Regions from separate parts of the Homo sapiens genome. Here region 1 is linked to region 2. A link is an interaction called in ENCODE POLR2A ChIA-PET data of the cell type or tissue named here. Cell type or tissue: CD4-positive, alpha-beta T cell. All regions are shown on one strand. Links, peaks and the distances in the headings refer to the core of each region. The heading gives the core; the rest is flanking DNA.

What was found. ChIA-PET counts read pairs that join two places held together with the same protein. Peaks named below come from ENCODE experiments on the same cell type or tissue, not always from the same donor. Only the 100,000 strongest peaks of a DNase experiment are listed, where the experiment ranks them.
Region 1: POLR2A ChIA-PET joins it to region 2 with 13 read pairs; 2 of 35 experiments call an interaction of 5 or more read pairs at or near these places.

The regions. Positions count from the first base shown.
Region 1 is chr14:80,879,042-80,891,656 of GRCh38, reverse strand. The region is part of intron 8 of CEP128 (centrosomal protein 128); the gene reads left to right. Among named protein-coding and RNA genes, the nearest start is that of CEP128, 56 kb to the left of the region's middle. In CD4-positive, alpha-beta T cell, for the core only: no CTCF peak of the experiment used is centred there; no DNase peak of the experiment used is centred there.
Region 2 is chr14:81,194,253-81,206,867 of GRCh38, reverse strand. It overlaps GTF2A1 (general transcription factor IIA subunit 1), which reads left to right. Exons shown (of 9, transcript NM_015859.4): 3 at 2,764-2,968; 4 at 5,210-5,274; 5 at 9,384-9,459; 6 at 10,627-10,760. SNORA79 (small nucleolar RNA, H/ACA box 79) reads left to right here and starts at 4,034; the gene lies at 4,034-4,173. In CD4-positive, alpha-beta T cell, for the core only: no CTCF peak of the experiment used is centred there; a DNase peak (open chromatin) is centred at 6,577.

The sequences.
Region 1 (12,615 bases), core at 1,317-9,316, 310 kb after region 2:
TATTGACTATGGTAGTGCTGTCAAATACTTGGTTTTATTTATTCTTTCCAGCTATTTTTTTTTTTTTTTTTGCACCTAGTAACCATTCCATCTCCTCCTCACCCTTCCAACTATCCTTCTCAGCCTTTGGTAATCAATCCTTGTACTCTCTGTGAATTTGACTGTCTTAATTTTTAGCTCCTACATGTATTGTTTTTCTTTCTGTGCCTGGCTTATTTCACTTAACATAATGGCCTCAAGTTCTATTCATGTTTTTGCAAATCACAGGACCTCATCTTTTTTTTGGCTGAATAGTACTCCATTGTGTATAAACACCACATTTTCTTTATTTATTCTTCTGTCAATGGACACTTAGATTGTTTCCAAATCTTGGCTATTGTGGATAGTGCTGCAATAAATGTGGGGGTGCAGATATATTTTTAATATGCTGACTTCCTTTGTTTTGGGTATATACCTAGCAGTGGGATTGCTGGATCATGTGGTAGCTCTGTTTTTAGTTTTTTGAGGATCCTCCATACTGTTCTCAAAATAGTGCTTACACTAATTTACATTCCCATCAACAGTGTGGGAGAGTTCTCTTTTTTCCACACCCTTGCCAACATTTGTTACTTATTGCCTGTCTTTTGGATAAAAGCTATTTTAACTGGGGTGAGGTGATGTCTCATTGTAGTTTTGATTTGCATTTCTCTGATGCTCATTGATCTTGAGCACCTTTTTGTATACCTGTTTGCCGTTTGTGTGTCTCCTTCTGAGAAATGCCTGTTTCTTTTGCCGATTTAAAAATAAGATTATTAGATCTTTTCCTATAGAGTTGTTTGAGCTCCTTATGAATAATGGTTATTTTGTTTTTATTTTTATTTTTAATTAAACTTTAAGATCTGTGATACATGTGCAGAACATGCAGGTTTGTTACATAGGTATACATGCACCATGGTGGTTTGCTGCACCCATCAACCCATCATCTAGGTTTTAAGCCCCGCATGCATTAGGTATTTGTCCTAATGCTCTCCCTCTGCTTGCCCCTCACCCTGCAACAGGCCCCAGTGTGTGATGTTCTCCTCTCTGTGTCCATGTGTTCTCATTGTTCAGCTCCTACTTATGAGTGAGAACATATGGTGTTTGGTTTTCTGTTCCTGTGTTAGTTTGCTGAGAATGATGGTTTCCAGCTTCATCCATGTCCCTGCAAAGGACAAGAACTCATTTTTTTAAATGACTGGATAGTATTCCATGGTGTATATGTGCCACATTTTCTTTATCCAGTCTATCATTGATGGGCATTTGGGTTGGTTCCCAGTCTTTGCTATTGTGAATAGTGCTGCAATAAACATACATGTGCATGTGTCTTTATAGTAGAATGATTTATAATTCTTTGGGTATACACCCAGTAATGGGGTTGCTGGGTCAAATGTTATTTCTGGTTCTAGATCCTTGAGGAATTGCCACACTGTCTTCCACAAAGGTTGAACTAATTTACACTCCCACCAACAGTGTAAAATGTTCCTATTTCTCCACATTGTTGCCAGCATCTGTTATTTCCTGACCTTTTAATGATCACCATTCTAACTGGCGTGAGATGGTATCTCACTGTGGTTTTGCTTTGCATTCTCTAATGACCAGTGATGGTGAGCTTTTTTTCACATGATTGTTGACCACATAAATGCCTTCTTTTGAGAGGTGTCTGTTCATATCCTTTGCCCAGTTTTTTGGTGGGGTTGTTTGTTTTTTTCTTGTAAATATGTTTAAGTTCCTTGTAGATTCTGGACATTAGCTCTTTGTCAGATGGATAGATTGCAAAAATTTTCTCCCATTCTGTAGGTTGCCTGTTCACTCTGATGATAACTTCTTTTACTGTGCAGAAGCTCTTTAGTTTAATTAGATCCTATTTGTCTATTTTGGCTTTTGTTGCCATTGCTTTTGGTGTTTTAGTCATGAAGTCTTTACCCATGCCTAAGTCCTGAAAGGTATTGGCTGTGTTTTCTCCCAGGGTTTTTTGATTTTAGGATTTATGTTTAAGTCTTTAATCCATCTTGAGTTAATTTTTATATAAGGTGTAAGGAAGGGGTTCAGTTTTAGTTTTCTGCATATGGTAGCCAGTTTTCCCAGCACCATTTATTAAATAGGAAATCCTTTCTCCATTTCTTGTTTTTGTCAGATTTGTTAAAGATCAGATGGTTGTAGATGTGTGGTGTTATTCCTGCAGCCTCTGTTCTGTTCCATTGGTCTGTATATCTGTTTTGGTACCAGTACCATGCTGTTTTGGTTACTGTAGCCTTGTAGTATAGTTCGAAGTCAGGTAGAGTCATGCCTCCAGCTTTGTTCTTTCTGCTTAGGATTGTTTGGCTATGCAGGCTCTTTTTTGGTTCCATATGAAATTTAAAGTAGTTTTTCTAATTCTGTGAAGAAAGTCAATGGTAGCTTGATGGGAATAGCATTGAATCTATAAATTACTTTGGGCAGTATTGCCATTTTCATGATATTGATTCTTCATGTCCATGAGGATGGAATGTTTATCCATTTGTTTGTGTCCTCTCTTATTTCCTTGAGCAGTGGGTGTAGTTCTCCTTGAAGAGGTTCTTCATGTCCCTTATAAGTTGTATTCCTAGGTATTTTATTTTCTTTGTAGCACATGTGAATGGGAGTTCACTCATGATTTGGCTCCCTGTTTGTCTATTATTGGTGTATAGGAATGCTTGTGATTTTTGCCCATTGATTTTGTATCCTGAGACTTTGCTGAAGTTGCTTATCAGCTTAAGGAATTTTGGGGCTGAGAAAATGGGGTTTTCTAAATATAAAATCATGTCCTCTGCAAACGGAGACAATTTGACTTCCTCTCTTCCTATTTGAATGCCCTTTATTTATTTCTCTTGCCTGATTGCCCTGGCCAGAACTTCCAATACTATGTTGAATAGGAGTGGAGAGAGAGGGCATCCTTGTCTTGTGCTGGTTTTCAAAGGGAATGCTACCAGCTTTTGCCAATTCAGTATGATATGGGTATGGGTTTGTCAAAAATAGGTCTTATTATTTTGAGATATGTTCCCTCAATACCTAGTTTCTTGAGTGTTTTTAGCATGAAGCGCTGTTGAATTTTGTCAAAGGCCTTTTCTGCATCTATTGAGATAATCATGTGGTTTTTGTCATTGGTTTTGTTTATGTGATGGATTATGTTTATTGATTTGCGTATGTTGAACCAGCCTTGCATTCCAGCGATGAAGCTAACTTGATCGTGGTGGATAAGCATTTTGATGTGCTGCTGGGTTTGGTTTGCCAGTATTTTACTGAGGATTTTCGCATCAACGTTCATCAGGGATATTGGCCTGAAATTTTCTTTTTTTGTTGTGTTTCTGCCAGGTTTTGGTATCAGGATGATGCTGGCCTCATAAAATGAGTTAGGAAGGAGTCCCCCTTTTTTCTATTGTTTGGAATAGTTTCAGAAGGAATGATACCAGCTCCTCTTTGTACCTCTGGTAGAATTCGACTGTAAATCGGTCTGGTCCTGGGCTTTTTTTGGTTGGTAGGCTATTAATTACTGCTTCAATTTCCAAACTTGTTATTGGTCTATTCAGGGATTCAACTTCTTCCTGGTTTAGTCTTGGGAGGGTGTTTGTGTCCAGGAATTTATCCATTTCTTCTAGATTTTCTGGTATATTTACATAGAGGTATTTATAGTATTCTCTGATGGTAGTGTGTATTTCTGTGGGATCAGTGGTGATACCCCTTTTATCATTTCTTATTGTGTCTATTTGATTCATCTCTCTTTTCTTCTTTATTAGTCTGGCTAGCAGTCTATCTGTTTTGCTAATTTTTTCAAAAAACCAGCTCCTGAATTCCTTGATTTTTCGAAGGTTTTTTTGTGTCTCTATCTCCTTCAGTTCTGCTCTGATCTTAGTTATTTCTTGTCTTCTCCTAGCTTTTGAATTCTTTTGCCCTTACTTCTCTAGTTCTTTTAATTATGATGTTAGGGTATCGATTTTAGGTCTTTTGCACTTTCTGATGTGGGCATTTAGTACTTTAAATTTCCCTCTAAACACTGCTTTAGCTGTATCCCAGACATTCTGGTACGTTGTGTCTTTGTTCTCATTGGTTTCAAAGAACTTCTTGATTTCTGCCTTAATTTTGTTATTTACCTAGTAGTCATTCAGGGGTAGATTGTTCAGTTTCCATGTAGTTGTGCAGTTTTGAGAGAATTTCTTAATCCTGAGTTCTAATGTGATTGCACTGTGGTCTGAGAGACTGTTTGTTATGATTTCCATTCTTTTGCATTTGCTGAGGAGTGTTTCACTTCCTATGATGTGGTCAATTTTATAATAAGTGCTATGCAGTGCTAAGAAGAATGTATATTCTGTTGATTTAGGGTGGAGAGTTCTGTAGATACCTATTAGGTCTACTTGGTCCAGAGCTGAGTTCAAGTCCTGAATATCCTTGTTAATTTTCTGTTTCATTGATCTGTCTAATGTAGACAGTGGGATGTTAAAGTCTCCCACTATTATTGTGTGGGAATCCAAGTCTCTTTGTAGATCTCTAAGTACTTGCTTTATGAATCTGGATGCTCCTGTATTGGGCGCATATATATTTAGGGTAGTTAGCTCTTCTTGTTGCATTGATTCCTTTACCTTTATGTAATGCCCTTTGTCTTTTTTGATCTTTTTGTTTTAAAGTCTGTTTTATCAGAGACTAGGATTGCAACCCTTGCTTTATTTTTTGCTTTCCATTTGCTTAGTAAATATTCCTTCATCCCTTTATTTTGAGCCTATGTGTGTCTTTGCATGTGAGATGGGTCTCCTGAATACAGTACACCAGTGGGTCTTGACTCTTTTTCCAATTTGCCAGTCTGTGTCTTTTAATTGGGGCATTTAGCCCATTTACATTTAAGGTTAATATTGTTATGTGTGAATTTGATCCTGTCATTATGATGCTAGCTGGTTATTTTGCCCGTTAGTTAATGCGGTTTCTTCCTATTGTCAATGGTCTTTACAATTTGGTATGTTTTTGCAGTGGCTGGTACTGGTTTTTCCTTTCCATATTTAGTGCTTCCTTCAGGAGCTCTTGCAAGGCAGACCTGTTGGTGACAAAATCCCTCAGCATTTGCTTGTTTGTAAAGGATTTTATTTCTCCTTCAGTTATGAAGCTTAGTTTGGCTGGATATGAAATTCTGGATTGAAAATTCTTTTCTTTAAGAATGTTGAATATTGGCCCCCACTCTCTTTTGGCTTGTAGGGTTTCTGCTGAGAGATCTGCTGTAGTCTGATGGGCTTCCCTTTGCAGGTAACTTGACCTTTCTCTCTGGCTGCTCTTAACATTTTTTCCTTCATTTCAACCTTGGAGAATCTGACAATTTTGTGTCTTGGGGTTGCTCTTCTCGAGGAGTATCTTAGTGGTGTTCTCTGTATTTTCTGAATCTGAATGTTGGCCTGTCTTGCTAGGTTGGGGAAGTTCTCCTGGATAATATCCTGAAGAGTGTTTCCCAACTTGGTTTCATTCTCCCCATCACTTTCAGGTACACCAATGAAACATAGGTTTGGTCTTTTCACATAGTCCCATATTCCTTGGAGGCTTTGTTTGTTCCTTTTCACTCTTTTTTCTCTAATCTTGTCTTCATGCTTTATTTTATTTAGTTGATCTTCAATCTCTGATATCCTTTCTTCCGCTTGATTGATTTGGCTATTGATAGTTGTCTATGCTTCGCGAAGTTCTCATGCTGTGTTCTTCAGCTCCACCAGGTCATTTATGTTCTTCTCTAAACTGGTTATTCTAGTAAGCAGTTCCTATAACCTTTTATCAAGGTTCTTAGCTTCCTTGCATTGGGTTAGAACATTCTCCTTTAGCTTAGAGGAATTTGTTGTTACCCACCTTCTGAAGCCTACTTCCGTCAATTTGTCAAACACATTCTCTGTCCAATTTGGTGCCGTTGCTGGAGAGGAGTTGCGATCATTTGGAGGACAAGAGTCATTCTGGTTTTTGGAATTTTCAGTATTTTTGCACTGGTTTTTCCTCATCTTCATGGATTTATCTACCTTTGATCTTTGATGCTGATGGCCTTTGGATGGGGCTTTTCTGTGGGCATCCTTTTTGTTATGTTGATGTTACTGCTTTCTGTTTGTTAGTTTTCCTTCTCACAGTCAGACCCCTCTTCTGCAGGTCTGCTGGAGTTTGCTGGAGGTCCACTCTAGACCCTATTTGCCTGGGTATCACCAGCAGAGGCTGCAGAACAGCAAATATTGTTGCCTGCTTCTTCCTCTGGAAACTTCGTTCCAGAGGGATACCCACCTGATGCCAGCCGGAGCTCTCCTGTATGAGGTGTCTGTTGACCCCTGCTGAGAGGTGACTCCCAGTCAGAGGGCACGGGGGTCAGGCATCCACTTGAGGAGGCAGTCTGTCCCTTAGCAGAGCTCGAGTGCTTTTCTAGGAGATATGCTGCTCTCTTCAGAGCCAGCAGGCAGGAACGTTTAAGTCTGCTGAAGCTGTGCCCACAGCCACCCCTTTCCCCAGGTGCTGTGTCTCAGGGAGATGGGAGTTTTATCTATAAGCCGCTGACTGGGGCTGCTGCCTTTCTTTCAGAGATGTCCTGCCCAGTGAGGAGGAATCTAGAGAGGCAGTCTGGCCCCAGGTACTTTGCCTTGCTGTGGTGTTACTCACAGTCAAGGTTAACACTATGAGGGGAAAACTGCCTACTCTAGCCTCAGTAATGGCGATGCCCCTCCCACCACCAAGTTCGACTTCAGACTGCTATGCTGGCAGCAAGAATTTCAAGCCAGTGGTTCTTAGCTTGCTGGGCTTTGTGGGAGTGGGACCCGCTGAGTGAGACCACTTGGCTCCCTGGCTTCAGCCCCCTTTTAAGGGAGTGAACAGTTCTGTCTCGCTGGGGTTCCAGGCACCACTGGGCTACAAAAGAAAAACTCCAGCAGCTAGCTCGGTGTCTGCCCAAACAGCTGCCCAGTTTTGTGCTTGAAACCCAGGGCCCTGGTGGTGAAGGCACACAAGAGAATCTCCTGGTCTGTGGGCTGCAAAAACCATGGGAAAAGCATAGTGTCTGGGCCGGATAGCACAGTCCCTCACAGCACAGTCCCTCACGGCTTCCCTTGGCTAGGGGAGGGAGTTCGCCAGTCCCTTGCACTTCCCCGGTGAGGCAATGCCCCACCCTACTTCTGCTCATCCACTGTGGGCTGCACCCACTGTCTAGCCAGTCCCAATGAGATGAACTTGATACCTCAGTTGGAAATGAAGAACTCTCCCACCTTCTGTGTTGGCCTTTCTGGGAGTTGCCGACTGGAGCTGTTCTTATTCAGCCATCTTGACAGCTCTCTGTATAATGGTTATTAATCCCTTGTCAGGTTGATAGTTTGCAAAATTTTCTGTCATTTTCTGGGTCGTCTCTTCATTTTGATGATTGCTAACTTCGCTGTGTGCAAGCTTTTTAACTTGATGTGATCCCATTTGTCCGTTTCTGCTTTGGCTGCCTGTGCTTTTTGGATTATTACTCAAGAAATCTTTGCTTACTCCAATGTCCTGGGGAGTTTGGTCCCCAGTGTTTCTTTGTAATAGTTTCATAGTGTGAGGTCTTAGATTTAAGTCTTTAATCTATGTGATTTGATTTTTGTATATGTTAAGAGATAGGGATCTAGTTTCATACTTCTGCATATGAATATCCAGTTTTCCCAGCACCATTTAAGAGATGTTCCTTTTCCCAATACAAGTTCTTTGCAACTTGGTCTAGAATGAGTTTGCTGTGATTGTATGGATGTGCTTCTGGGTTTTGTATTCTGTTTCATTGGTCTATGTTTCTGTTTCTATGCCAGTTCTATGCTGTTTTGGTTACTATAGCTGTGTAGTATAATTTGAAGTCAGGTGATGTGGTTCCTCCAGTTTTGTTCTTTTTGCTCAGGATAGCTTTGAATATTATGGGTCTTTTGTAATTCAATATTAATTTTAGGATTTTTTTTCTATTTCAGTGAAGAATGTCATTGGTATTGCATTGAATCTGTAGATTGCTTTGGGTAGTATGGACATTTTAACAATATTGATTCTTCTAGTCTATTAACATAGAATATCTTTCCATTTTTTAATGGTTTCTCTTTAATTCCTTGCATCAATCTTATATAGTTTTCACTGTAGAGATCTTTCACTTTTTTGGTTAATTCCTAAGTATTTAATTTTTATCTTTAGCTATTGTAAATTGGATTACCTTCTTGATTTATTTTCCAGTTTGTTTGCTGTTGACATATAGAAATGCTACTGAGTTTTGTATGTTGATTTTGTATCCTGCAACTTTACTGAGTTTATCAGTTCTAGCAGTTTTTTGATGGAGTCTTTAGGTTTTTTTCAAATAGATGATCATATCATCTGCAAACAAAGATAATTAATTTGACTTCTTCCTTTTCAATTTGGATGCCCTTTATTTTGTTTTTTCCCACTCTCAAAGATTCAGCCTTTATTCTATTTTATTTTAAAAAATTTTTTATTTAAAATTTTGCGGGTAGGTAGTAGGCATGTATATACTTACAGGTACATGAGATGTTTTGATATAGGCATGCAATGTGTAATAATCACATCAGAGTAAATGGAGTATCCATTACCTCAAGTGTTTATCCTTAGTGTTACAAACAATCCAATTATACTCTTTTAGTTATTTTAAAATGTACAATTAAATTCTTATTGACCTTAGTCACCTTTTTGTGCTATCAAACACCAGGTCTTATTCACTGTATTTTTTTATACCCATTAAACTTCCCTTCCTCTTACCCATCCTCCCACTACCCTTTCAGCCTCTGGTAACCATCCTTGTACTCTTTATCTCCATGAGATCAATTGTTTTTATTTTTAGATCCCACAAATAAGTGAGAACATGTGATGTTTGCCTCTCTGTGTTGGCTAATTTGACCTCCAGTTCCATCCATGTTGTTGGAAATGACAGAATCCCATTGTTTTGATGGCTGAATAGTACTCCGTTGTGTATAAGTACATTTTCTTTATCCATTCATCTGTTGATGGACACTTAGATTACTTCCAAATTTTGGCTATTGTGAATAGTGCTGCAACAAACATGGGAATGCAGATGTCTGATACACTGATTACCTTTGTTTTGGGTTTATACCTAGCAGTGGAATTGCTGGATCATGTGGTAGCTCTGTTTTTAGTTTTTTGAGGACCCTTCATACCATTCTCCATAGTACTTGTACTAATTTACATTCCCACGAACAGTGTAGGAGGGTTCTCTTTTTTTCCATACCCTCACCAGCATTTGTTATTGTCTGTCTTTTGGATATAAATCATTTTAACTGGGGTAAGATGATATCTCCTTGTAGTTTTGATTTGTATTTCTCTGATGATCAGTGATGACCTTTTTGTATGCCTGCTTGCCATTTGTATGCCTTCTTTTGAGAAATGTCTATTGAGCTATTTTTCCCATTTTAAATTGGATTATGAGATTTTTTTTTCTGATAGAGTTGTTTGATCTTCTTATATATTCTGATTATTAATTTATTGTCAGATGAATATTTTTTGTCATTCTGTGGGTTGTCTCTTCATTTTGTTGATTGTTTCCTTTGCTGTACAGAAGCTTTTTAACTTGATGTGATACCGTTTGTTCATTTTTGCTCTGATTGCCTGTGCTTGTTTGGATGCCCTTTCTTTATCTTGTCTTATTATTCTAGCTAGGACTTCTAGTGCTATGTTGAGTAACGGTGGTGAAAGTGGGCATTCTTGTCTTGTTCCAGATCTTAGAGGAAAGGCTTTCAGTGTTTCCTCATTTGGGATGATAGTTGCTGTGAGTCTGTTGTATATGGCTTTTCTTATGTTGAGGTATATTCCTTGGTTACTCAGTTTTTTGAAGGTTTTTATATAGTTTTGTCCTGCATTCTGTTTATATGATGTATCTCATTGATTAATTTGCATGTGTTAAGCCATCCTTGCATTTCTGGGCTAAATCCCACTTGGTATTGATGACCTTTTTTCAATGTGTTATTGAATTCATCTTGCTAGTATTTTGTTGAGGGTTTTTGCATCAGTATTCATCAAGGATATTGGCTTGTAGTTTCCTTTCTTGATGTGTCTTTATCTGGTTTTGGTATTAAGATAATACTGCTCTTGTAAAATGGCCAATATTACTCTATTACTCTTCTTACTCTATTTTTTTGAATAGGTTGAATAGGGTAAGTATTAGTTCTTTAAATGTTTGCTAGAATTCAATAATGAAGCCATTGGGTTTCAGGGTTTTCTTTGCTAGAAGACATGTTACGTCTTTTATCTCTTTACTTGTTATTGGTCTGTTTAGCTTTTGGATTTTCTCATGGTTCAATCTTTGTAGGTTGTGTCTGTCTAGGAGTTTTCTTCTAGATGTGTTTTAGATTTTCCAATATATTGGCATATAGTTACTCATAGTAGCCACTAATGATCCTTTGAATTTCTGCAGTAGCAGTTGTAATGTCTCCATTTTCACCTCTGATTTTATTTATTTGGATCTTCTCTATTTTTTTCTTAGTTTGACTAAAGGTTTGTCAATTTTATTTATCTTTTCAAAAAACCAACTTTTCATTTCATTGATCTTTTGTATTTTCTTAATTTCAATTTCATTTATTTCTACTCTGATCTTTATTATTTTTTCTACTCATTTTGGGTTTGGTTTATTCTTGCTTCAGTTTTTTTTTTAATGCTATCATAAATGGAACTGTTTTCCTGATTTCTTTTTCAGTTACATAATTGTGTATAAAAATGTAGTAATTTCTATGTGTTGATTTTGTATCCTTTACTGAAATTATTATTATTATTATTATTATTATTATTATTATTATTATTATTTTTGAGATGGAGTCTTGCTCTGTCGCCCAGGCTGGAGTGCAGTGGCGAGATCTTGACTCACTGCAACCTCCACCTCCGAGATTCACGCCATTCTCCTGCCTCAGCCTCCCGAGTAGCTGGGACTACAGGCGCCCACCACCATGCCCGGCTAATTTTTTGTATTTTTTTTTTTTAGTAGAGAGGGGGTTTCACTGTGTTAGCCAGGATGGTCTTGATCTCCTGACCTCGTGATCCGCCCACCTTGGCCTCCCAATGAACCTTATTATTTTTAATAGTTTTTTTGTGTGGAATCTTTGGGGTTTTTGATGTGTAGGACCATTTCCTCTGCAAATAGAGATAACTTTACTTCTTTTCAAATTGGATGCATTTTATTTCTTTTTTTGTCTGATTGTTCTTGCTGTTACTTTTAGTAGTATGTTGAATAGAAGGAGGGGGCATCCTTGCCTTGTTCTGGATTGTAATGGAAAAGCTTTCAGTTTTTCTTCATTTTTATAATGTCCACCATGGGCTTTTCATAAATGGCTTTTATTATGTTGAGGAACTTTCCTTATATGCCTAAACTGTTGACAGTTTTTATCAAGAAAGTATGTTGGACTTCGATAAATGCTTTTTTTTTTCTTATCAGTTGAGATTATAATGTGGTTTTTATCTTTTGTCCTGTTAATATGATGTATGACATCAATTTGCATATGTTTAATCAGCCTTGCATGCCAGGAATAAATCTTATCTGGTCATGTTGTATAATTTTTTTGATGTGTTGTTGGCTTTGGTTTGCAAATATTTTATTGAAGATTTCCATCAGTGTTCATCAGAAAGATTGTCATAGCTTTCTTCTCTTGTGATGTCTTTATCTGGCTTAGGTTTCAAAGTGATAATCCTTCATAAAATGTGTTTTGATGTAGTTATTCTAGCTCCATTTTTTGGAAGAGTGTAAGAAATTTTGATATTCTTACTACTCTTAATTGTCTTTGATTTTTGACAGCGTGATTAGAATATGACTTGAAGAGGATCTCTTTGAGTTGAATCTGGGAACATTTGAGCTTCGTAGATCTGGATATCTGTATCTTTTCCAAGACTTGGGGGGTTTTCAGCAATTATTTCATTAAGTAAACATTGTTTTCTTTGTCTTTTCTCTTTATGAAATTCCCATAATGTGAACATTTGTTTGCTTGATGGTTTTTTATAAGTCTTTACTCTTTTTCGTTCTTTTTTCCCCTCTGGTTGAGTCATTTCAAAATACTCATCTTCAAATTCACAAACTGTCTCTTCTGTTTGATCTAGTCTGCTGTTGCAGCTCTCAATTTTATTCTTGTCTCATTGATTGAATTCTTCAGCTCCAAGATTTATGATTGGTTCTTTTTTTAATAACATGTATCTCTTTGCTGAATTTCTCATTCAGATCATGAGTTGTTTTCCTGTTTTTACTGAATTGTCTATTTGTATTTTCTTGCATCTCATTGGAGTTTTTAGAGTATTATTTTGAAATTCCTTTGGGGCAATTTATAAATTTTTGTTTCTTTGGGATCAATTACTATATAATTATTGTGGTCCTTTGGTGGTGTCATATTTCCTTGCTTTATCATTTTTTTGTGTGTCCCTGTGTTAATTTCTGCCTATCTGGTGGTACGGTCACTCCTTCCAAACTTCACAGAGTGGCTTTTATAAGGGAAAACATTTAGCTGCAGATGGGCCTGAGGGTCCTGGCATGGCAGAGTGTGGTGGCTCTGCTTCTTTGTTAGTGCAGTGTTGTAGTCTCTGTGAAGTTTTTTCAGTTGTGATCAATGTTAGTGATACCTGCAGAGCCTCAGTGGTCTAGGCTGAAGG
Region 2 (12,615 bases), core at 2,615-10,614:
TTACAAAAAACATTCTTAGTGGAGAGAGGGAGGGAGAAGGGGAAAGAGAGGGACGGAGAAGGGGAGGGAAGGAGAGAGAAAGAAAGGAAAGGGAGAGAAGGAGAGAGGGCTACAAAGAAAATTCTAAATTGACTATGAATCACTAGTGGGTTGCAGTCCTCAGTTTGAAAAACATCGGTCTAGATTTTAAAGCGGTTCTCACTTTAGCATACATCAGAATAACCTGAATAACCCCCAGAGCTGCTGATTCAGTATTTTTAACAAGTACCCAGGTGATGCTGATGTTGGGTCTAGAACCGCATTTTGAGGATCACTGATTTATAGAGGATAGATTGGAAGGGCAAGTGTCCGCTGGAATGTCTGCTCTGTAAGGTCGAGCATTTTTCTCAGGTTTGTTCACTGTATCTTCTCAATGCCTGTAACAGTGTTTGGCATATAGGACATAATTATTTGTGGACTGTATGACTTGATGCAGGAAACTCAAGAGTTGAGTCACTACATTACTACTGTTTGCAGTACTGCTGGGCAGAAAGGACCAGGGCCATGTCATAGAGATGCATTGGAACACTGAATCAGAATAGACAATAATGGTGGGCTGTTGGGGTAGATTCTGACTCCTAGGTCGTTTACATGGGAGTCTAGGTGAGTCATGGTGCCCAGTACTTAGCCACACATGATGTGTATTCATTAATGTTTACCATTATCATAGGAGCTTCGTAGAAGTGATGGGTCGAGATTGCTGTGGGTAAACCAGTTGGAGGTGGTAAAAGTGAAGCATAAAATTTAGAAAATTATGATTTCAAAAACTTTTTAAACAAAACATTAATAAGACTTTTTTTCACCTTGATTTTTGGCTCACAAGAAACAGGCTTTGTTTTGTTTTGGAAGAGAGGAGAAGATGTAGAAGGTTTGGGTGATAACAGAGTGTTTGGAAGCCTTACTATATATAATACATTAGTCATAATGTGTTTTATTTAGCATGTGAGTGTCTATTTTGATGGTGCGCTATTCTAGATGCCTACTTTACAGAGATGAATCAGACACAACATGGGATCTCAGAAAGTAGTGCTTGTTACTACGGGAAGAAGCGCTGTCTTTCGCCTGGGATTAGCAGAGACTTAAATTTATTCACTGGAAGTGAGTTTAGAAGTAATCTTATTCAGTTGGTTCCCCTTTTGGGTGAAGAAGATGCCTAAGAAAGATAAATGATCAGGTTACATAAATGGCCAAACCAGGACTAACTGGGTTCCTGACTTCTGGTGTAAGGCTCTGTTAAACAGTTAATGCCACCACCACTGCCACCAATAATAATATATTTTGATCACCAACTTTATGTAACACTGATAATTGTTTTACATAGATATGTCATTTAATCCTCTCAACAACCAGTGAGATAGATCTTGTTACCATCTCTCTAAGAATAGACTTCAGGTAAGTCTAAATACTGGGCCTGCCAGTAAGATTCCCTAGGAAATTGACCTTAACATTTGCTTTCTCAGTAAGCCATTAGAGATTTAGTGGAACTGTTACTAGCATCATGACAACAAATCTAGAATGTCTGGAATGATTGGAAGGGTCAGAAGATTATAAAAAATCTCTGTGAGTATGACCAGGCATGGTGGCTCACGCCTATAATCTCAGCTCTTTGGGAGGCCAAGGCGAGCAGATTGCTTGAGCCCAGGAGTTCGAGACCAGCCTGGGCAACATAGTGAGATCTTGTCACTATTTCTTAAATTAAAAAAAAAAATAAAAAAATAAAGAAACTCTCTGTGAGTATGGCAAAGGGAAGTTCTTGAAGGATCTGATAGAAGCTTCAGGTCAATTAGGCAATATGCCAAGAGCAAATCCTGGAGGAGAAGACAAAGTATGTGTAGATCCTTGTGTACAGAATGACCAAATGAAGTTTTATCTGTATTTTCAGGGAATAGTTTGTGACTTTTTGGCCAGTTTCTTAAAAGGTAAAGGCTCTAGATTGAACACTAAACCTGGTAGAGAGGAAATGTGTTAGGTAGAAGAATGAAATCGTTGCACATGTTTTCTTTTCTTTTCTTTCTTTTTGTCCATTATGATTTTTCCCATCATAGAACCTAAGGTGAAATGAGAAAATAGAAATGGCTAAACAGAAAAGGATTGTCAATTGGCGTAATGGAAGAAGGAAGGACATTTCAAGAAGTGTGGAGAGTTGGGATAACTACTAAGACCTTCGGGCGTTGCCGGTTCTTTTTCTTTATGTAGGATTGGACAGATGGAAAGTTAGGCTTTTCTTCTTTGGGGGATTGCATCTATGTATCTCACTGTTGTAAATGAATTTATGTTTTGTATGTTATTTAAGAATTTATGTTTTATATGTTGCAGAAAATTTTGTATTTTCTATTTTTATAAGGAAAAAGTTCCATATAAAAATAGTTTAGTAATGGTTTTGCTATTATAAAGGATAATCTTTGATTACTAAAGAAGTTGCTTGTATGAAACTCATCGCTTAATAATAACTGCTGATTAAGGAATTACTATAGAAAGTTCATTGGAAGATAAAAAAAAGAAACAAAATCTTCAGTACTCTGATGTGGCAAAAATGAGGTTTGATACTTTAAAATTTTGTTTTTGTTATTGTTTCACTTGGGTTAGAATTACAGATTTGTTGTATTTCTGTGTCTGTATCAGTTTTTAAAATGGAATAACTTTATAAAGAGATTAATAAAACTGTTGTATTCATCTGTCCAGAGTTATTTTTCACTTAGAAATCTTTAATGTTCTTTGCCTTAGTTATGGGAAAACAAACTAATGCAGTCCAGGGCAGTAGATGGATTTCATTCAGAAGAGCAGCAGCTTCTACTGCAAGTTCAACAGCAGCATCAACCCCAGCAGCAGCAGCATCACCACCATCACCATCATCAGCAAGCTCAGCCTCAGCAGACAGTACCTCAGCAAGCGCAGACCCAGCAGGTTCTTATTCCTGCATCACAGCAAGGTGAGACTGGACTTGTTTTCCTACTTATGACTTGGAAATTAAGTTTGTCATTATGAAAGAAGAGAAATATTCTGCATTTTTTGGATCTTGTCTTTTAAGGGGCACATGGAGAACCTAAAAATAAACAAAAACCCCTCTGTTGATTTCGGGCTTTTTCCCCCCTTTCTCTTGGCTGAGGGATGTGTATGTAAATGTATATAAATTTGTATACAATGTAGGTTGTATCTGTAGAGTAATGGTAGACAAGTAATTTACTAATTGAAAGCCTAAGATATTCAGAGAAGTTATATTAATATTTTGTTTTGAAAAGGCTATATAGTGATGGATTTCCTAAGTTAAATCTAAAAGGTTTATTTACTAAGGGATTTATTATTTTATATGGTACAATAGTTATTTGCTTTCTCTATAAAACATGTTCTTTCAAAGACATGTTTCAGATTAGTTTTTAAAATATATCTTACATTCTGGAGTTTTTTGTATACTTTGGCAATCTGAAAATTCAGCTCCATAGGAATTTATGTAAGCCTAAATGGACTGAATTAGATTTATTTTAAGTTAAGAGTGGATATATAACATATCTTAATTTATATTACTTGGATTAAAGCTAAGAAAAAGCAAATATTCATAGACTGTGTCCATAGTGCCTTGTACTCTGCAAGTCATTTTATAGATACTGTTTCACTGGCATCTTATAAGGGCTTTGTAAAATAGCCCTTGGCTCAGTTTTACAGCTGAGGAAAATCTGAGCCCAGAAAAGGCTAAGAAACTTGATCTGTATTTTCTCTCATGACAAACATCTATTCAGTTATAAAACTTCCTGAGCATTCTAATTCAGTGCATCTGCTTTTATGGGAGAGGACACTAGAAGTAAATGAAAAGTTCATTTTAATATCATTTAGTTACTCATTTGCCTCATTTGACAGTATATATATGTGTCTTAAAATTGGTAATGACACACAGTAGAAGAGTATTTGGGTTATTTTACTGTTGATATCTAGTGGTACTTTTCATACCTAATTTTAATGTGTACTTTGTATCAAATAATTTTATCCTTTTATTCTTTTTTGATGACTGTTCTTCCTGTTGCCTTCAGACCTGGCATTAGGATTTTAGGTCATCATAAATTAAAATTTGATTTTCTTCACTCAGAGAATATTAGGATAATGGAGTTATCTGTTCTCTGAAATTTGCGGAATCAAACATGTAATTCCTTTTACGCTTAAGTAACATTGCCATTATTTCTGATTTGTATTTTTTCCGACTTTTGCCGGTTTACCACTCTTCAGGCAACCTGGTGGTCCCCTGCTTTCAGGAGGCCACCATATTGATGCCGAACTTATTTGGACACCTGATCAGCATAGCACATACAGCCCAGAACTCCTGGGCTCAAGTGATCCTCCCACCTTAGCCTCCTGAGTTGCTGGGACTACAGGCATGCATCCCTGCACCCGGCTGATTTGTATTTTTTAAACAGCTGATGAAAGTGGCATGAGTCTGTCAGCTGTCATATTTGGAAGAAAAGGACTATGTAGATTTCAAAAACTAGTCACAACTTTTTGAGCTTACTTTTATTGGATTAGTAACTCATTGTAACAGTGGTATCATTGTATCAGTAAAACAGTTAACCTTGAGTTAAGACAAAATTATGTTTGAAAATGTCCAGTTTACTTAAGAATGCATAGAACTATTTATGTTTAGATGTTAAGGTAACTCACTACTTCATGTTCCTAAATTCCCTTGCATCCTTAGGAATTGCCACTTAATTTTTTTTTTTTGATATGGAACCTTGTCACCCATGTTAGAGTGCAGTGGCGTGATCTCAGCTTACTGCAACCTCCAGTTCCGGAGTTCAAGTGATTCTCATGCCTCAGCCTGACACCCAACTAATTTTTTTGTATTTTTAGTAGAGATGGGGTTTCACCATATTGGCCAGTCTGGTCTTGAACTCCTGACCTCAAGTGATCCACCCGCCTTGGCCTCCCAAAGTGCTGTAATTACAGGTGTGAGCCACCACGCCTGGGCTTAAATATTTTTTAATGTTTTCTAGTATAGGGTGGGTATATCACAGCTGTTATTTGCCATATACATTTATAATGTCCTGAGATGAAATGATTGAAAGCATTTGAGTGCAGAAAACATGAAAAACATGAAAAAAGTTTTCATCATTGTATGTAAAGTGTTCTTGTGATTATAAAATAGCCTCATGGTTCCTTGTTTGCATGTTCGCTTGTTTTTTTGTAGCCACAGCACCACAAGTTATTGTTCCAGATTCTAAGTTGATACAGCATATGAATGCATCAAACATGGTAAGACTCAGAATGTAGCAGTTTGATTGGCTGTACTTAATTCTAACCCACATTGTAATTATGCCTATATATGTCCTATATTAACTACTTGAAGTTTATTGAAGACTCAAGCAAAACAGCTGTTTTAGTTTCCTGAATATTGGATCTGAAGTTTAGCTTGGTACCTAGACATTAAGGTTCATAAAATTACGGAATTGTTTAAGAATACCAAAAGAATGGTGCTTTGTGAGAGTTATTCCATTCCCTACTATTTCCGAAAAAGTTTTAGGGTACCTACCAAGCTTATAATGCCAAGTATGGTTCTGTTTCAGGAGACCTAGTAATTGCAAGAGGGTGGGAAGGCTAAGAATTGTGAACTTTTAAAAAATGAAGATAGACTGGATAGTTCAGTATAACTATTTTTAAAATCAAGCATTTAAAAATATTACTCTGACTTAACCATAGTATAGTCTAATAAGTCATTATAGTGTGTAAATTACCACAGAATACATTTTAACCAGCTGAGTTATATTAGAATTTTTATATTTCTGAGGACTATCCACTAAACTTTACAAGTCCTCACTCATATTTTCAAATTACATTTCAGACATATAATATTTCTCAACAAATGTAGTATAGGTTAACTGTAAACTTGAAAGAACCTCTTCAGATCCTTAGAAAATCTTTACCTATATCCTTGAAGTTGTTTTTTGTTTTTTTTTTTTTTTTGGATAAAACATTAAAATATAGTCAGATTAGAGTAGTTCAATACTTCCTTATAAATGGTTTTTCTTTATTCTGTTTAAAATATACAGACTGTTGATTTCATTGAGTGGTGACTCAGCTCTTACATTTCATTCTTCAGCCAAAACTTTTATTTAAAGGTGAAAGAATCAATATTTGTAAAAAGATCTTTTAACCTATGTAACTAGTTAGTACTAGAAATGAGATTTTTTTTTCCCTCCGTTCAAGTTTTTTTTTTTTTTTGAAGATGGAGTCTTACCCTGTCACCCAGGCTGGAGTGCAGTGGTGTGATCTTGGCTAACTGCAACCTCCGCCTCCTAGGTTCAAGTGATCCTCCCACCTCAGCCTCCTGAGTAGCTGGGAGTACAGGTGTATGTCACCACACCTGGCTAATTTTTTTGTACTTTTAGTAGAGACAGGGTTTCACCATGTTGGCCAGGCTGGTCGCCCAACTCCTCACCTCAAGCGATCTGCCCACCTCGGCCTCCTGAAGTGTTAGGATTACAGGTGTGAGCCACCACGCCCAGCCTCAAGTTTTTTTTTAAACCAAAAAGCAGTGTATGAAAAGATGAGTTCTACTTTGTGAGTGATACTGAATCACAAAGTTCATTTGTGGTTTATAAGCCAGATAAGAAGGGCTTACCCACTAGACAGATGACTTCCTCCTACACATTACCAGCCTCACAAATTCATACTGTGGCAGAATTGAAAGTTTCTACATGATAGTAGAAATTGCAGTTTTTAAATTCACAAATATCGAGGATCTCTGTTTGTACTTGTAGTTGCAGTTTCTAGAATCTTTTCGTTTACATGAAAATAAAAAATTTCATGCCTGTTATTTCTCACAAGATTTTTTATTGGAAAAAACTCCATTTTAAGTCTAAGGCCCCAATTTTTTTTAACCTCCACCCTTAAAAAAAAAAAAGTCTCACTATATGTTGCTTATTGTAGTTGATGTTATTAAGACTATATCCTAGGGAATAACTCACATTATTTTAAAACAAATTTTGGCAGAGTCTCTTGTGGTAGGCCCCTCTAAAAGAATTTTAAATGTTGTGGAAGAGAATTTTGAATTAGTAAGTTATTTCTGGGATAAAAATTAGTGGTCCATCTCTTACTTACTGGTTAAGTCTCCTTTATTCTAAAGAGCATATGTATTTAAACAAATCATAGGTCAGTTACTCAGGAAAATTGATTTAACATTTCTGTATATTTTACATTTTACTTTGTTGTTTTTAGTCAGTGTTTCCTTCATGTATTTCTGAACATAATCAGTATAGGCTCTGTACCAATAAAAGTGTTTTAGGTTTTTGTGGGTTTGCATTATTCTGATTTAGAAATAGCAAAAATATATTTGTTCTTTCTAATGGCTCTGTTTGCATTAGAAATGAACTAATCATAAAAACGTGAGATAATATAGTAGAAGGCTATTTCAGGGAACTTCTAGAAAACCATTGTTTTCGGTTCTTTTTTATGAAATGATTGGTCTAATGCATTATTTGTGTTTGGGCTGTTTTGTGGAATACAAGAAGAAATTTTAATAGTTATTAAGTATAAGGTGGTTAGTGTATGGTACATGACTCAGCAAATATATGTTATGCAGCTTGAATTTGTGGAGGGTGTGCAGGTAGTTATTGGGTCGTGTATTCTATATGGAAACTACTATGTCAGTTTGCTGGTAGAGGGAGAATTGCTGTCTTTCAAAATATGAATTATAGGCACTTAATATTTCTAAATATTTTTGTTTTTTTCTTTTTAAATATTTCTTAATAGTATGTGGTGGTTAATATTTTCCTTAAACTTAGATAACCTTTAATTTGCTTATATAGCCAAGTTTTATTTTAAATTGGGTAATTGAGTATCCAACTTAAATACGAATCACCCGGGTGGGCTATAGTTAAATTCTGGAGACACAGTGGGAATTTCAGGCCCAAGATGTAGAAATTACTTAGGTTTGTCAAGTGGCAACAAGTGTATTTTCTTGGAAAGCTATGTACCTAGAGCCCAGACTAGACAGTAGTTGAACTATTAACTCAGTTTAATAATTTTCTAAGTTTGTTGACTTCTCTGACACTAGCATTTCCAAAGCAGTTATATTTATTTTTTTAAGCTTTTTCAGATATGGGTAGTTCTAAAACTGTATAGGTTAGATTGAATGTATGAATGGTTGGTAGCTAAAGAAGATTGAAAAGAGAGGGAAAAAACTACCAAAATGTGTAGCTATAGCGGGATACAGGAAAATACTTAAAGTGCAGAATAAAAAACCAGAGAATGGCATAATTCTTTGCGGGAGGACAGGAGGAGAAAACTCTCCAGAACTCTCCAGGAAGTCAAGAATTTGTCCTGGATTTAAAGAAATTCATAATATAATCCCGTCTATATCTTTATAACTTAAGTGTCACATACTAACTTGATTTCAAAATGTTGAAACTAAAGTTTGTGACTATTGCCCAGGCTGGAGTGCAGTGGCACAATCTCGGCTCACTGCAACCTCCACCTTCAGGTTCAAGCCATCCTCCCACCTCACCCTCCCAAGTAGCTGGGACTACAGGTGTGCACCACCCTGCTCAGCTAATTTTTGTATTTTTTGTAGAAATGGGATTTCACCATATTGCCCAGGCTGGTCTCAAACTCCTGAGCTCAAGCGATCTGCCCACGTGGGCCTCCTAAAGTGCTGGGATTACAGGCGTGAGCCAGTCTGCCTGGTGTGACTTTTCTTAAGATTTACAGATTTTTTGTATTAATCTGTTATTAATGCATGTTTCACCTAGAATATAATGCCAGTATGTCCCTTTTTTCTTTGCTAATATGACATCTTAGAAGAATTGTCAGCTGTACTCCCAGTGAAGTCTTCTGATACAGTGTTCTTTATAGATATCTGTTGATTTTAGTAGAAATTTTAAAAGTTAAGAATTCTAAAAAGTAGATAATTATACTTTTATCTCAAGGAAATGGGGATAAGGAAACAGTGGGAAAGGAAGCAATAATGAAATAGCCATTTCATATATTGTACAGCATTGTTAATGTGGGTATTGTCTAAAAATGTGTAGGTTAGATTGAGTATAGGAAGGCTTGGTACCTTAAAGAAGATTGATGGGACAAGAAGGAAAAAAAAACTGCAGTACCTGTGAGATTTACTTAGAGCACCTTCTCTAGGGGAAAAAACCCAATTATATTGTTGTATTTAACTGCTTAAAATAATTTAGTAGGTTGGAGGCTAGGTTGGTCAGTCTTGTACCATTTTATAAAATGGGATTTAGCCTTACTAGATTTTTTAAATTTTGGTATATTCTAAACAAAAAGTTTCATACACTATTAAAATATGCTAGAGAGAAACAGTATTATACATGTATGTGGTTTTGATATTTTTTCTTTGTTTTTTTCAGAGTGCTGCTGCTACAGCTGCTACCTTAGCACTCCCTGCAGGTGTGACTCCTGTTCAGCAGATATTAACAAATTCAGGTAATTAGGAATGATGGAACCATTTTAAAATGTAATTCAGAAAATTGTACTATCTAGCCCTTAGGTTTTGTCTTCTTTGAAAGACAGAAAATACTAATATTTCTTTTACCATTTGGTTTAGGTTATTAAAATAACTTTATTTGAGGGCTGTAACACATATAACTGTAATCGTTGTTGAGGATACAGTAAAGAAGATGAAAATTGTACTTGAACCTTTGATCTGTGCATGATAACCCTATTATTGAAGTATGATTATATAAAAATGCTTACTTAGTTTTTTACTGAACACATTTAACATGCCAAGTGAGTATTAAACTTCTTTGAACTTGTGATATCAAAGTAATTCCTAGAGCATATTAAGAGCAAATTTATTGTATGCTATTATTATACATAGTATCTCTTCATTGACAAAAGACCAATGTCTAGCTCATGTGTTTTGGCATATTGGTGCTTGAAAAATTTATTTACATGGATTTTAAGTGTTCCCTATAATCTTGATTATATAGTTATTATTTATTTTCTATTCTGTGTATGTTATTTTTGTTAATTTGTAAATTTGTGAAATTAGGGGCTTGTCTTGCTACATATTTTAATAAGATGTAATTTGCTTTTTAATCAATTCAAGATTCTGGGTTGTCTAAAGGAACATATTGGGGGAATTTGATTCTGTGTGAATTGTATGACAATGATGATAACTGGTTCTGTGAACTTTTATTGCTTTTACCAATTTTGAAGCAAAGTTCTTTGGTGCTTTGTTTGGTTCAAGATATTAAATGAGCTATTAAGCTTTTGTTCCTTTAAAGCTTTAAAAATGAACAGCTCCCGAAGTGTCTGATCTTACTGCTCTTTCTTCACTCCTAAGGTTAGCAAAGATAATGTAAGCTTTAGTCAAGTCTCATAATCTGTTGTTAAAACCTTGTTGGAAATAGCTGAATGAGGATGTAAATATGAAAAATAAAACATTTTAAGGAATGTATTTGAACATGGCGAGAAGTCAGAGAAGGGGAGGATTATGCATACTGTGTATGAATGACAACCTTTAATAAAATTGTTAGTTTTCTTGATAATTTCTTGTGCCTTTGGTGGTATGAAATTAAATATGAATTCATTTCTTTTGAGATGGTCACTGCTAAAATGATAACTCGGAATGCATGCTTTTTGCTTTAGGCCAGCTTCTTCAGGTGGTCAGAGCAGCCAATGGTGCCCAATATATCTTTCAGCCTCAGCAGTCAGTGGTTCTACAACAACAGGTTATACCACAAATGCAGCCTGGTGGAGTACAAGCTCCTGTTATACAGCAGGTAAAATAATCTTCTATTATGATCAGTATGGGGTTCTGTTTTATTCTGTATGTATTCCCTGGGTAGTTTCCCTCTCCTTATATGCACAAAAGACTCTTTTTCAGTGCTACAGACCCAGTTGTTTCAAATTTCTCCTGTATACAGCTTAACTTAGATTCAGCATGTATTAAACATGTATTAAACAATTACTGTTGTCTCTGCCCATCCTTCATCATCCCCTCGAAGGTGGCAGCACTCTCCTTCCAGCTTCCTAAGCTGGTCATTCAGCCTTTATTCAATAAGCAGTTACTGAGTCTCGGGGTATTCACAAGGGTCAGGGGATTTAGGAGTGAATGACACAGACATGACTCTAGTTTTATGATGCTTACTGGAAGTGGGTGTGTAGAATCCTCCCTTTTCCTTACCTCTAATACCCAAGGTATCAAGCCCTACCAATTCTTGTTAATAGTTTTTCTTTTCTTTTTTTTTTTTTTTTCGAGACAGAGTCTTGCTCTTTCACCCAGGCTGGAGTGCAGTGGCGCGATCTCAGCTCACTGCAACCTCTGCTTGCTGGGTTCATGCCATTCTCCTGCCTCAGCCTCCCAAGTAGCTGGGACTACAGGCGCCCACCACCACACTTGGCTAACTTTTGTATTTTTAGTAGAGATGGGGTTTCACCGTGTTAGCTAGGATGGTTTCTATCTCCTTACCTTGTGATCCACCCGCCTCGGCCTCCCAAAGTGCTGGGATTACAGGTGTGAGCCACTGCGCCCGGCCTTTTTTTTTTCTTTAACTGCAGTTTTGCCATGGTTGCAGTCCCTTAATATGTTTGACACTGTTTTTTTCTCAGCCTCTTTTTTCATTTCCTTAGTTCATACTGTCCATGATTTGTCACTAAAATGCTGCATTGTCTTCTTAATGGTTTCTCTGCCTCTCATCTTTTGCCCTCCTAACCTGGCTGATTTATAGTCATCTTTTTTTTTTTTTTTTTTTGAGACAGAGTCTCTGTCACCTAGGGTGGAGTGCAATGGCGCAATCTCAGCTCACTGCAACTCCCGCCTCCTGGGTTCAAGTGATTCTCCTGCCTCAGCCTCCTGAGTAGCTGGGATTAGTGGCACGCACCACTGTGCCCAGCTAATTTTTGTATTTTTAATAGAGACAGAGTTTCACCATGTCTAGGTTGGACTTGAACTCCTGACTTCAGGTGATCTGCCCGCTTTTGCCTCCCAAAGTGCTGGGATTATGGGCGTGAGCCACTGTGCCTGGCCTATCTTTCTAAAAATCCTAAAACTTTTAACAGCTTTTCATTGCCTACTGAGAAGAGCCTAAACAACTCAACATGGTTTATAAAATCTTTTTGTGGATCTTGTTTCTTTGAACTCTCCAGGTTTATTTCTTGCCATGCTCCCAGTTATTTTCTTTAGCTGCATTTACATCAAAATAAACACTTGGATCTACTTGTGTTATATTCTTGTGCTGTGGCACTAAAATGAAAGAGGAATGGTTATTTTCTTGAGGAACTTATGTACTTTATATGTTTATGTGTCTGTCTCTTTTTTAAATGTCAGTAAAATAGTATTATGATAGAGACAAGATCAGAGCAGTACTATTAATCCAGTTTATTTACATCTTTCCAAAATTATGTACTGCTGTCACTTCTGGGTTTCACTTGATGTTACACTTCTCTTAAGAATGCCGTCTGGCAACTCCCTGCACTTCCCCCAAACAAATAGAAAAACCTGGCTAATCTCCTTAAAGCAGCAGTCTCTTAGCTTTTTGACACCAGGGACTGGTTTTTGCAGAAGACAATTTTTCCATGTACTGGGCAGCAGGGATGGTTTCGGGGTGAAACTTTTAATTCAGGTCATCAGGCATA